Regions from separate parts of the Homo sapiens genome. Here region 2 is linked to region 1. A link is a contact called in ENCODE Hi-C data. All regions are on one chromosome and are shown on one strand. Each heading gives the region's core, a stretch centred on a gene start or an enhancer-like site at or near the end of the contact. The rest is flanking DNA. Distances are from core to core; before and after follow the strand shown.

Region 1 (5,251 bases), core at 2,648-5,147:
ATAGCTAAGAAACCTGGATGGAGGGGCAGGGAGGATATAGTTCTTTGTTCTAAACTTGCAACTTTTCTGTTTGTTCAAAATCATTTCAAAATAAATTATTATAGAAAAGAATTAATCAGAGTGGCATTCAAGACACATTGCTTTAGGCCAGTTCAAAAGTGATTGCAACACATTTGGAAATAATTTGGGTAAAATATAATCAAGAATCATAAAAAATGTCTGTATTCTTTGACTCAGCAATCTAATTCTTGAGAGTTTACTTAATATTAATCATAATAAATAAAGTATGCAGAAAATAAGCATTGCAGAATTATGTGTGATAGAAAAAAAATTATTAAAGAGCCCCAATATTTAACAATGAGGGACAGTTTAAATCATGTTACACTGACTTGATGAAATATAGAAGTTAAAAATAAAGTACAGAGACCTTTTAAGAGAAACAAAATATATGGTTAACTTGGAAGCAGAATACAAAAATTTATCTCTTAAAGTTTATAATTTAAACAGTGTAATTTTCAAGTACAAAGGAATTGGAGATACATTTGTGTTTCTTCTTATGCTGGTATAATGTTTTTTCCATAATAAATATTTTATGGGAGTTCCAGCACCAAGTGACTACAAACTCTGTGAGTTTGAATTTCAGTGGAAATCAAGTAAAAATCTAATAACAGTTATCAGGAGCTCTTTTAATGACTTCCGTCCATTAACATAGAAAAAATGCCAAGATGAGCATGAGTAAAAATTAAAATGTGTGCAGAATAAGCACATACAAATAACCTTATCTTTGCTTAAACACTTCGTAGCTACTCTATGAAACACAGGTAATAATAATAATGTAAATGGTTGTGGCTGTGAAAAGAGACATTTTGAAAAAAACGCAATGTGATTTAGTCATTAAAAGATGATGGAATATAAGTTGAATTCAGGGTTTTGAACTTAGAAAATTAGCAAAAATGATAATTTTATTAACAGAAAATAATTGAGAGGGGAAATTTGTCTTATGGGTAGAATGATGAAGTCACCCTTGGGTATGTTTCATCTAAGGTGACAACTAACTTAAAAGTGTGTATTTGGGAGTATCATGGTAATATAGTTCAAAGAGGATGGAATGAGAGGCGTAACTTAAAAGTTGTATTAATATAGCTAAGGGTAGATAAAGATGATTTAATTTTAAGGCAATATCTTGAAAGCAGAGACTGAACAGCGGAATAAATAAAGCTTTCTGAATTTTTACTTTAAACAGAAATATCTCTCTTGTTGATGGCTTAGAGCTCATTCTTGATACTTATCTAGTCTGACAACCTATGCCTTTCAGTTGGAGTTTTTAGTCCATTTTCATTTAATATTATTGATATGATTGTATTTTGGTCTATTATTTTTGTTATTGACTGCATGTTTATGTCCCCTCAAAATTGTATGTTGAAATCCTAACAACAAGTGTGATGATATTGGGAGGCAGAGCCTTTAGCATGTAATTTAAGTCATGAGGGTGGAGCCCTCGTGAATGGGATTAATGCCTTTGTTAAAGAGATGCCTGAGAGCTCTCTTGCTCTGCTCTTGACCATGTGAATATACAACAAGAAGTTAGCTGTCTGCAGCTTGGAACAGGGTTTTCTCCAATGTCTTCCTAAACTGCATGACCTCTAATATGAGTTGACCTCTTCTAGCTCTCAGCCTTGAAGCAGGAAATCTCTTCTAGGTCTTGTGAATACTGCCCTGCATATGTGCAGCTCAATCCTTGGCCAATTATATATGAGGAACTCCCACAAACTTCTGGATTTTCCTCACCGTTCAGCTCCTCTCCTTAGGTATGCTGTTCCATACCTGCAGTTTCAGCAGACTGGAACTTTAATCCTCTACTTCCTCAGCCCGGCAGTATGACTATTCTGCTCAGGCTCTTTAGGTTGATTTAATCGCAATCTTAATTTTTGGTGTTAATTATTACTGTTTTACTTGTCTTTCTAGTTGTGTGTGTTATACGTGAACACATATATGTGTTCTTTTACTTTTAATTTCCAGCTGACATGTTTACTGTGTATAGTCTATGCTTTTATACTAAACACTATTTTTGATATTCATATGTGCTGATGCATGTAGCTGTGGCTTCATTTTCTATGATCTATCAACATATGAATATACTAAAATATAGTATGGCCATCTTACTGCTGATGAACATTTGCGCTGCTTCCACTTTTTTGCTATTACAAAAATTTTGCACAGGGTGGTGTTATACACATCGTCAGGTATACACGTGCCCCTGTTTCTGTAAGCTCTGTGTATCTACAAGTGAAATTTTCGAAGTCTTTGGTATGGAAATTTTAAAACTTAAAAGATAATTTCAAATAGGTTTTCAAAGAGCTCTTTTCAATACACTCTGAAACACAGCCCATGAGAGTTTCCATTGCTCAACATACTTATCAATATTTAGTTCTATCCAACTTATAAATTTTAGCCACTATGGTGGATGAAAATCTTATTTTATTGTACTTAATCTGCCTTTCCCTGACTACTAAGGAGGCTAAGCATATTTTCATATGTTTGTGGGTCATGCATATTTCCCCTAGCAAAAAGTATCTATATATACTTATTGCCCATTTTTCTACAATGTTGCCTTTTTAAATTTATAGGCATTCTTTATATAGTATGGGTATTAATAATATCTTGGTTATGATGTTTATCAAATAGCTTGGCTTATCTCTTTCTCTCAATGGTCACTTTTGAAGACCAGAAGTTTTTCATTTGAATATAAGCAAATTTCTCAGTCTTTTCCTTATCATAAGAGCTCTTTGTGTCTTGTATAAAAATTCCTCTATACTGCAAGGATGTGCCTTTATTCTCCCTTGTTCTTTTCTGAAGTTTTACAATTTTACTTCTGTTATTTGTTATTGTTCCAATTGAATTTGATGTTTGTGTATGTTATGAAGTAGAGATTCATATTCACCTTTCCATTCAACAGTATTCCCAGTATCATTTATTGAGGAGTCCCTTTTTTACTCTCTGTTCAGCCACACCAGTTCCTTTAATTATCATACTTTCATATTTGAGCATGAATCCATTTTTAAGCCCACTATTCCAGTCCATTGTTACATGTGAACTGGCGGATCTCCTTTTTAGGTTGCTGCTATAAATATAGTCCCACTCCCTACATTTTCTGGTCTCTGTGGCTTTTTAGACTTTCTGGCTTTAACTCTCAGTTTCATATTCACAAAAAGAGGATCCAATGGACCCAAATTAATCAGATGTCTACTCCAAGTCCCATTAGATATAACATGGGATCAGAGTCTCCACATAGCACATATATGGCCACTAGGGGCCCACCTCTACCTCCAGACAAGATGAAGCCTTTTGTTCCCAGGAATGGTAGAAGCATCATACTGTAACCATTCACAATCTCAGAAAAGTTTGACCAAATTCTTTTCAGAAGCTTCTCAGCAAAGAGCCCCCAAAATAATTCTGAAAATAAAATATACTTATTAACAAGACAAGGATTTATTCGAATGATAATTGATAATACTCCAGAGGGTGCTATGGAAGGAGCATGTGTATGTTGATGGCAGGAACTTAAGTTCATACAACTTTTCCAGAGAGCAAATAGGCAGTATCTATCAAACACTTTAAAAAGGTGTAGACCTTGTGATTGAATAATTCTAAGACATTATCTTATGAGAATAATCATAAGTTTATGAAAAGATGTCTTAGGGCAGTTTTCCCAGAAGCAGACCCCAGGCAGGGATTTATTGCCAGTGATTTATCAAGGAAATGCTCCCATGGGAAAGTGGTAAACAAGTGAAGGAAGTAGAAGGAGAAAAAGAGAGGAAGCCAAGTAAGGGTGCGATTTCAGGGAACGTTCCAGGCAAGCGTCAGCTGATTCTTCAGGGAAACTCAGGAGTTGAAGTCATGCCTTGGTGTTGTCCCATCAGAGACAAAGTTCCTGTGCAGTCATAGCTGGACACCTGCCAGTCATTGTTTAAGCACTGAATTTCCAAGGCACTTAATGACGTTGTTACAACAGGTGTTTTATTCACAGAGTTAATTATAATAGCAAAAAGAAACCAAAACAAAACTGAAATGATGTAATTAACCATAAAAAATAATAAAAATATCATCATTAAACATCTAAAACTTAATATTTAATAATATTTAATATTTAATAAAATGGCAAAATGATCATGACCATGCGTTTTAAATAGCAAAATATAAAATTATGCACACAGTAAGAGCTAAATTATATTGTAGGGAGGGAGGGATCCCACATTAACATGTATGAATATAAATAGGTAAGTTGCATCAGGCTTGATGCCGAATCCCTTGTGGACACATTTAGATGCCTCAGAATTGGCCAAATGAAGTTTTCTGTAACCTCACAATATGTGGCTAAAATTTAGATGAAGCATGAAAAATTTCAGCAAACAAGACTTTAAAATATATACATATAAGAAATAGAAATTTTAAATGGAAATGACTTTTTCAACCTTAACTATAGGATTGGCACTTTCACATTACTGTGTAATCCATTTAACATCCCTGGGCAACAAAGAACTTTATCATCCATGGTTTACACCTGTTTCAAGCAGCATTTTTCTGATCTCTTTTAAAAAATGAATTCTAGATTATACCAGATTATTTAATTTTATATATATATATATATATATACACACACACACACACACACACACACACACACATGACCCCATCACATTCTTTACATTAGGGTTTATTTTACTATAGTAACAGTCCTCACAGTAAAGCAGAATCTGAAAATGCATGTAGAACTGTAAATTAAATGTTAAATATCTCATTTTATTTTATTGCCTCTAACAAAAATGAATCATTTATTTTAAAGTTATTTAAAGGTTATTCTAGAGATATATAGCAAGAGCATTATCCTAACTATGGGTAAGAAATTTGCTTTGAAAGATAATTTATTTATTTTAAAAATTATTTATTTTTTATTGCTTATCAGCTTAAGGAGATTTTGGGCTGAGACGATGGGGTTTTCTAAATTATACAATCTTGTCATCTGGAAACAGACAATTTGACTTCCTGTCTTCCTATTTGAATACTCTTTTTTTTCCACACATTATTCCTCACTTTTGAAATCAACTGTATTCTTCTTTCATGTTTTCAGACACTATTTATTTTCCAAGACCCAACTCCAATCCCACCTCTGGTGATATTTCTTCAAATATGTTAGTTTGGATTTCTTCTCATCTCTTCACTTACAGGCACTGCTACACAGTTTACTTCCTGA
Region 2 (5,359 bases), core at 1,943-4,442, 560 kb after region 1:
TGCCAAGAATATTAAATGACATAATGTACATATGCAAAAATACTTTATAAACAGTAAACACAATTTAAGTGTATATTGATTCAGTAGAATTGCTGCTCTCGTAACACAGATTGCAGCTGATCTGAGTAACATTATCAAATAGATTCTAGTGTCTCACTGTTAAATGTAGCGTCTGGCTTTCTACAAGAGAAATGCCTGGATATAACATCTCAGTGATGAGCTTTTCGAGGCCGAGAATATCTTAGATAATGCTTTGGCAGTGTACCTCATCCTGCCTGCTCCCATCTTAAAAAGCCCATGTCACTTTGGTCACTCCATCGTAACCCAGGTAGAAACAGTGTGCTTTCTGTAGCTCAGCTGTGTTGTGACAGGGCCTTGCCCACAAACCACACTGTTCTTTCATACCTCTAGACATTATCAGAAGTGAGAAAATAGGGCTCATTTATTTTGGTTTATGTTGAGAGGCTAGTCCCATTTGAAGAGTCTGAACTTACTGTGCATGATCCACTGTGATTCCTGGGAACAGAGTACGTGGCATTTATCATCAGGGCGCACCCTCATAGGGAGATGTATACCTCCTGCACATTCTTCAGTGCTGTCAGTTACTGTGGACCTACACGGAGGCCCAGGTTGTCACAGTTAGTGCTAAAAAGATTGAAACAAAAGATGAGAGGTGTGATTTGAAAGAAGGGGAAACAGGATGATTTTCTGTGTATTGTTTAGAGAGTATAAAAATGAAAACATTCTGGTTGTCGTGCACCATGCTAACTTTGGAACTGGTCTAAAGTTATCACAACAAAAATAAGCAGTGTTTGATTTCAGTTTGTTTGGGTCTTACCCTATGCCCTAGGAAGCAACTGATCTTGCTGCTTCCATAAGCAGCTTTCTCTTCTCACTTCAGTATCCTTTCCAGGCCCCCGGCTGTGTAAACAGAAATTCAAGTTGTTCTGGTTAACTTGGGAAAAACCCCTAAGCTGCATAGTCTTTAGGTGTGCTCCGCTCCAGCCCCACGTTCTTAATTTAAAGAGCTCTGCTGCACGGAAGTTAGGCTGCTGCACTGCTATTTCCAGAGAGATCCAACAGTATCTGCCTTTCTCTTATTTTGGTCCAGGAGGCCAAACCTGATTTTGTACCCTCTAGTGGTCAAGGATATGGGGGAAGACCCCATCACAAGAGGGCCCACCTGATAAGAACCCTCTGGAGACTGCTGGCAGAGTCTTCTTAACAGGACTTGGACTGTGACCAGATAAAACATCTTCTATAGGTGCAGAAACTGGCCAATCTGGAAGGTCCAATGGCTTCTACGTTAAGGTTTTCTTAACAAGATGGTATACCCCGACTTTTACATGGATTGCTTCTTTTAAGTCCTAAAAGAAGTTGTATTTCTTCCTCCTTATTTGGGCCACCTTGATCTTTAGTTGTTTCTGCCTGCCTTTTAAAATGACATTTTTATATTTCCAAAATGATTTATGTGAATAATGTCCATGTACCTGTAGATGCATCTTGGATTGTAGGCCCTACTATGACATGAGACCACATTTAAAGTTGAAAATAAAATGTTTCCTTCAACAACTATCCATGAAGTGCTTAATCAACCCATAACAAATGCTTAACACAAGGAGTAAGCTCTATTACTGAGAAATTGTGTCCTCTGCATGCAGTGGTTCTCAGCCAAAAGTGACTGTGTTTACTAGTTTGGTGAGATTTCTTTTTGTAGAACTAGGACTTGGAAGCCTGAGCAATCACCTATTTCTTTCTAGTATGTTGAAGAAATCTGATAGGCTCTTTTAACCTTTATAAATTACTTGCACTTCCTACCCTAAGAAATAAATGAAATAAAATAAAACAAAAATGGAATTCTAAGAAAAGCCTTAAACTGTGGCCAAATCTGCTTTCACAGCAATTAAGATTGAGGCAGTATGGAGAGGTAGGAGTCAGCCGACATGACAGCATGTACCTCATTTTTTTAAAAGAAAGATGGATTAAGATCAGATTTTTTTTTATTGGAAGCTAAAAGTTATAAAGTAAAATACCCAAAGATTTAATTAAATCAGTAAGCATTTGTTGCATTTTTAACCAGAATTCTTTAATCATTTCCTGACAGAATGACTGTGTATTAGATCTCTGCCTCATTGAAATTGTCTAGGCCCCCTGCATCTGTTTTGAGCAAGACTTCAGTTGAGTTCCATCTTTTCATTCTTTTACAGTCTGTAAAGGCCTGGTGAGTCAGCGCATTGAAAATCAGTCATCATCTTCTGTCTATGAGTTCTTAGTGGCCCGTACATTATTTTCTCAGATCCCTGCATCATTACAATTTCCATGTGTTTAAGTCTCTTCTTTATGTTTTTTAAAAAAACAAGTGAAGCCAGTTTCTCAAACAGGAGGTGCTCACATTCTATTTATTCTCCAAGTGTGGAGTTTGTGCCCAGCATGTGACCGACAATACAGAATGAAAAGCACATGACAAGCCAGGGATTTCAGTGTCTTGTTAGAAAGTGAAATGAAAGTGGTATTTTATTCCTTTGTGGCTTAGAGAGTGCTGTAATGCATTGTTACAGGTATAAACTAACATTTTTAGAAGTACTTCCCCTATTCTTGCCCAGGTCAGCTATGTCATTGGTAATACTTGGCTGCCTTTTCTACCGCTCCCCTTTCTAAATCTCATGTTACCCATAGTATACATGGGCCCTTTGTATGCCTGCCTAAATGACTTCACTGAAGTTTTCTGTAAATCCCTCAAACCTCAAACTTAAGAACCCAAACTGTAATATCATGTTATTAGCAGGACCAGCTGTCTGCGCGTCTTTTCCAGACACTGGGCTCATCCATTTGGATATGGACTCCCACAAAGCTGACGAGACCCTCTGGGTGCAGGAGCGTCTCCTGAGGACCAAGGCCTTGAATGCCTTGTTCACGTCTGCATCCCCAACACTTAGGATGACACTCGGGGGGCCTTGATCTCAATGTGTGGGAAGAACAAATGCCCCCGTTATAGTACTGTGTTGGCTTGTTTTGCAGTGAGACTTATTCTGAGATTAAGAGCTGCATTTAGCTTCTTGGCCACCAGGATCCCAGAGTAAATTACTTTTCAGGACTCTAAATAGTACGCAGGAGATTTGAAAGAACTGATGCAATTTCTAAAGCAGCCTGACTTCCTCCCAGGAGGTTACTCCCACACCAAGCCTCTGACTTCATGACCACCAGATTTAGAAATTGAAGTATCTATGTAAGAAGTTGCCTCCTAGGCAGAAATCAAGAAATCCAACTATAACATAGGTTAGAGTCCATTTTGGTTTTTATATCCTTCCACAGAGGAAAGAGGAGGAAGAATCTGGAGATGCGTTTTTGGTTTTTGGTTTTTTGTTTTTTTTTTTTTCCAGAGGCTCATGTATATCCTACATCATGGTCAGTTTCAGAGCAGGGCTGTGCCACCATCTCAGTGACTCCTGGAATACTAAATTGGATCTTTGTAGAGGAAGAAAATAACACAGTTCTAGATTTTCCCTAGCTGTTAATTAGTTTTATGGCATAATTAAAATAGCTCAGGAGTAAAAACAAAGTCCAGCCTTAACAGCCTGTTAAGTCTTCTTTTCTTATCTTGAAAAGAGGTAAGATAATGAAGTTTAAACAGTTGAAGAAGTTAACCGGAAAGGAATTAACATTTCAAGGCCTTGCCGCTTCTTCCTCCTCTTGTGATATGAACCAGAATTGAGGGAAAATAGGCAGGAGGGAACCCACACTGAATTTTCCAGACTCTACTGCTGAAAGACATTGTATATTTTTATTGTAATCATATGTGATGCAAGATAATATTGCTCATATCTGAATCCCAAAAGAAAAGAAGATGTTTGTCTGAGCATCCCATGAGGTAAGCAGCCCCATGGAAGGACCAGCTGCATCCAGCAAAGGGCTCCAGGTCCCTGACGTAGTTGACGGTGATGGCAGAAGTAAATCTTTGTATTCTTGCAGAGACTTTGTTTCTGAAAGAGGCCAAAAGTCATTTCAAACTGAATCTGACGGATAAGATAGGGGCCATAGCTGAGAAAAATAAGTAGCGAAGCCGATCTAAACCAAGGTGTAACTGTGAAATAGTAACCATCTTCTTTGCACGTTTCAAAATTGGCCCTGGACGCCATCGCAAGAGGAAAATTCCAAAGCTGTGCAGCAGCGGCAGTACCATTGGAAGAGTTTACAGCCTACCAGGACTACTTAGAAGGGGATCATGTTTATTTGGATATATAACCCCTGATTGGTTTGTTTTAAAAATAAACGTTATTATGTTAGTGTCATACCTCATGGTTTCCTTGGAACATTCTCCTCTAATCCTCTTTGAGAGAGTGGGAGGGAGAGATTGTGAGGGGAGAGAGAAGTGTTAAACAGAGATGTTCCTAAGGAGGACCAGGAATCCTAAATTACCTAAATAACCCACTTGGTTATCTCCACTCCTTGATAGCACTGTGTGAGGTATGATGCAGTCAGGTAAAGGACAATTTATCTTTGAAGACAAAGATAAATTCGAGTCCCCATTTTCAAGAGTCAGTGAGAAGTAACAGCTTGTTTGTGTGGCACTGATTGATCCTTGTCCGGGCAAGTGGTCCCTCCACAGGTTATCCGGCTTGGCACACAACAGACAGAGGTGCTGGCGGACTGTGGAACCAGACCCGCTGTGGTTCCCCTCCTCACCCTGCCACTTCCTAGCTGTGCATCTTGGACAACTGATTGAATCTTGTGCCTCATTTTTCTGTAGAATTGAAACAATACCCTGACCCATTGGGCAATGGAGATCAAATGGCATTGATGCAGGTAACATGCTTAACACAGGGCCTGGTATGTAGTGGGCATTCAGTAAGTGGAAGTTACGATTATTATTAGGTATCAAAGAACAAAACTTAATTGTCAGAATAAGCAAACCAGTTGGAATAATAAACGTAGCCTTTAGAGTTAAATGGCACAACCCTGATAGCCACACATAAACTGTTTTGGTTATTTTTCGTTGGATATTCCCAGTCTTTATTTCTACATCCCTCTTCAGGCTGAGTGCTTAAAATACATTTATATGTAGTCTCAATTAGATTATGCTGTTTCCCCCAAAAGACTACAGTGACTATTATTTTAATTTATAGAACCTCGAATTGCATGGAATAGCTACCACATCTCCCTTTAAACCTGGTAGCTTCCAAAACTTCCTGATGGCGTTTTCGCAAATGGGTCCCTATGTGTCATTGAAGGAGACAGTGTATCTAGGAAAAGAAATGAGGATACTGAGCAAGGTGTTGGTGGCTCATGCCTATAATTCCAGCATTTTGGGAGACTAAGGCAGGTAGCTAGCTTGAGGCCAGGAGTTCAAGACCAGCCTGGC

What was found. A loop is a pair of places that touch in the nucleus more often than their neighbours do. Pooled maps may share reads with other maps.
Region 2: a loop to region 1 is called in a map with no recorded cell type, with 4 times the contacts of the local background. The contact joins two enhancer-like sites. A Hi-C loop is called at or near these places in 3 of 37 single-sample maps with no recorded cell type and 6 of 50 pooled maps.

Annotation. Positions count from the first base shown.
Region 1 is chr2:35,970,019-35,975,269 of GRCh38, forward strand. No RefSeq gene overlaps it. Among named protein-coding and RNA genes, the nearest start is that of CRIM1-DT, 380 kb to the right of the region's middle. Within about 2 kb of position 3,898, at least 3 of the 41 ENCODE cell types and tissues checked have a DNase peak (open chromatin) inside an H3K27ac peak, as active enhancers do.
Region 2 is chr2:36,528,042-36,533,400 of GRCh38, forward strand. All of the region lies in intron 13 of CRIM1 (cysteine rich transmembrane BMP regulator 1), which reads left to right. Among named protein-coding and RNA genes, the nearest start is that of FEZ2, 67 kb to the right of the region's middle. Within about 2 kb of position 3,193, at least 3 of the 41 ENCODE cell types and tissues checked have a DNase peak (open chromatin) inside an H3K27ac peak, as active enhancers do.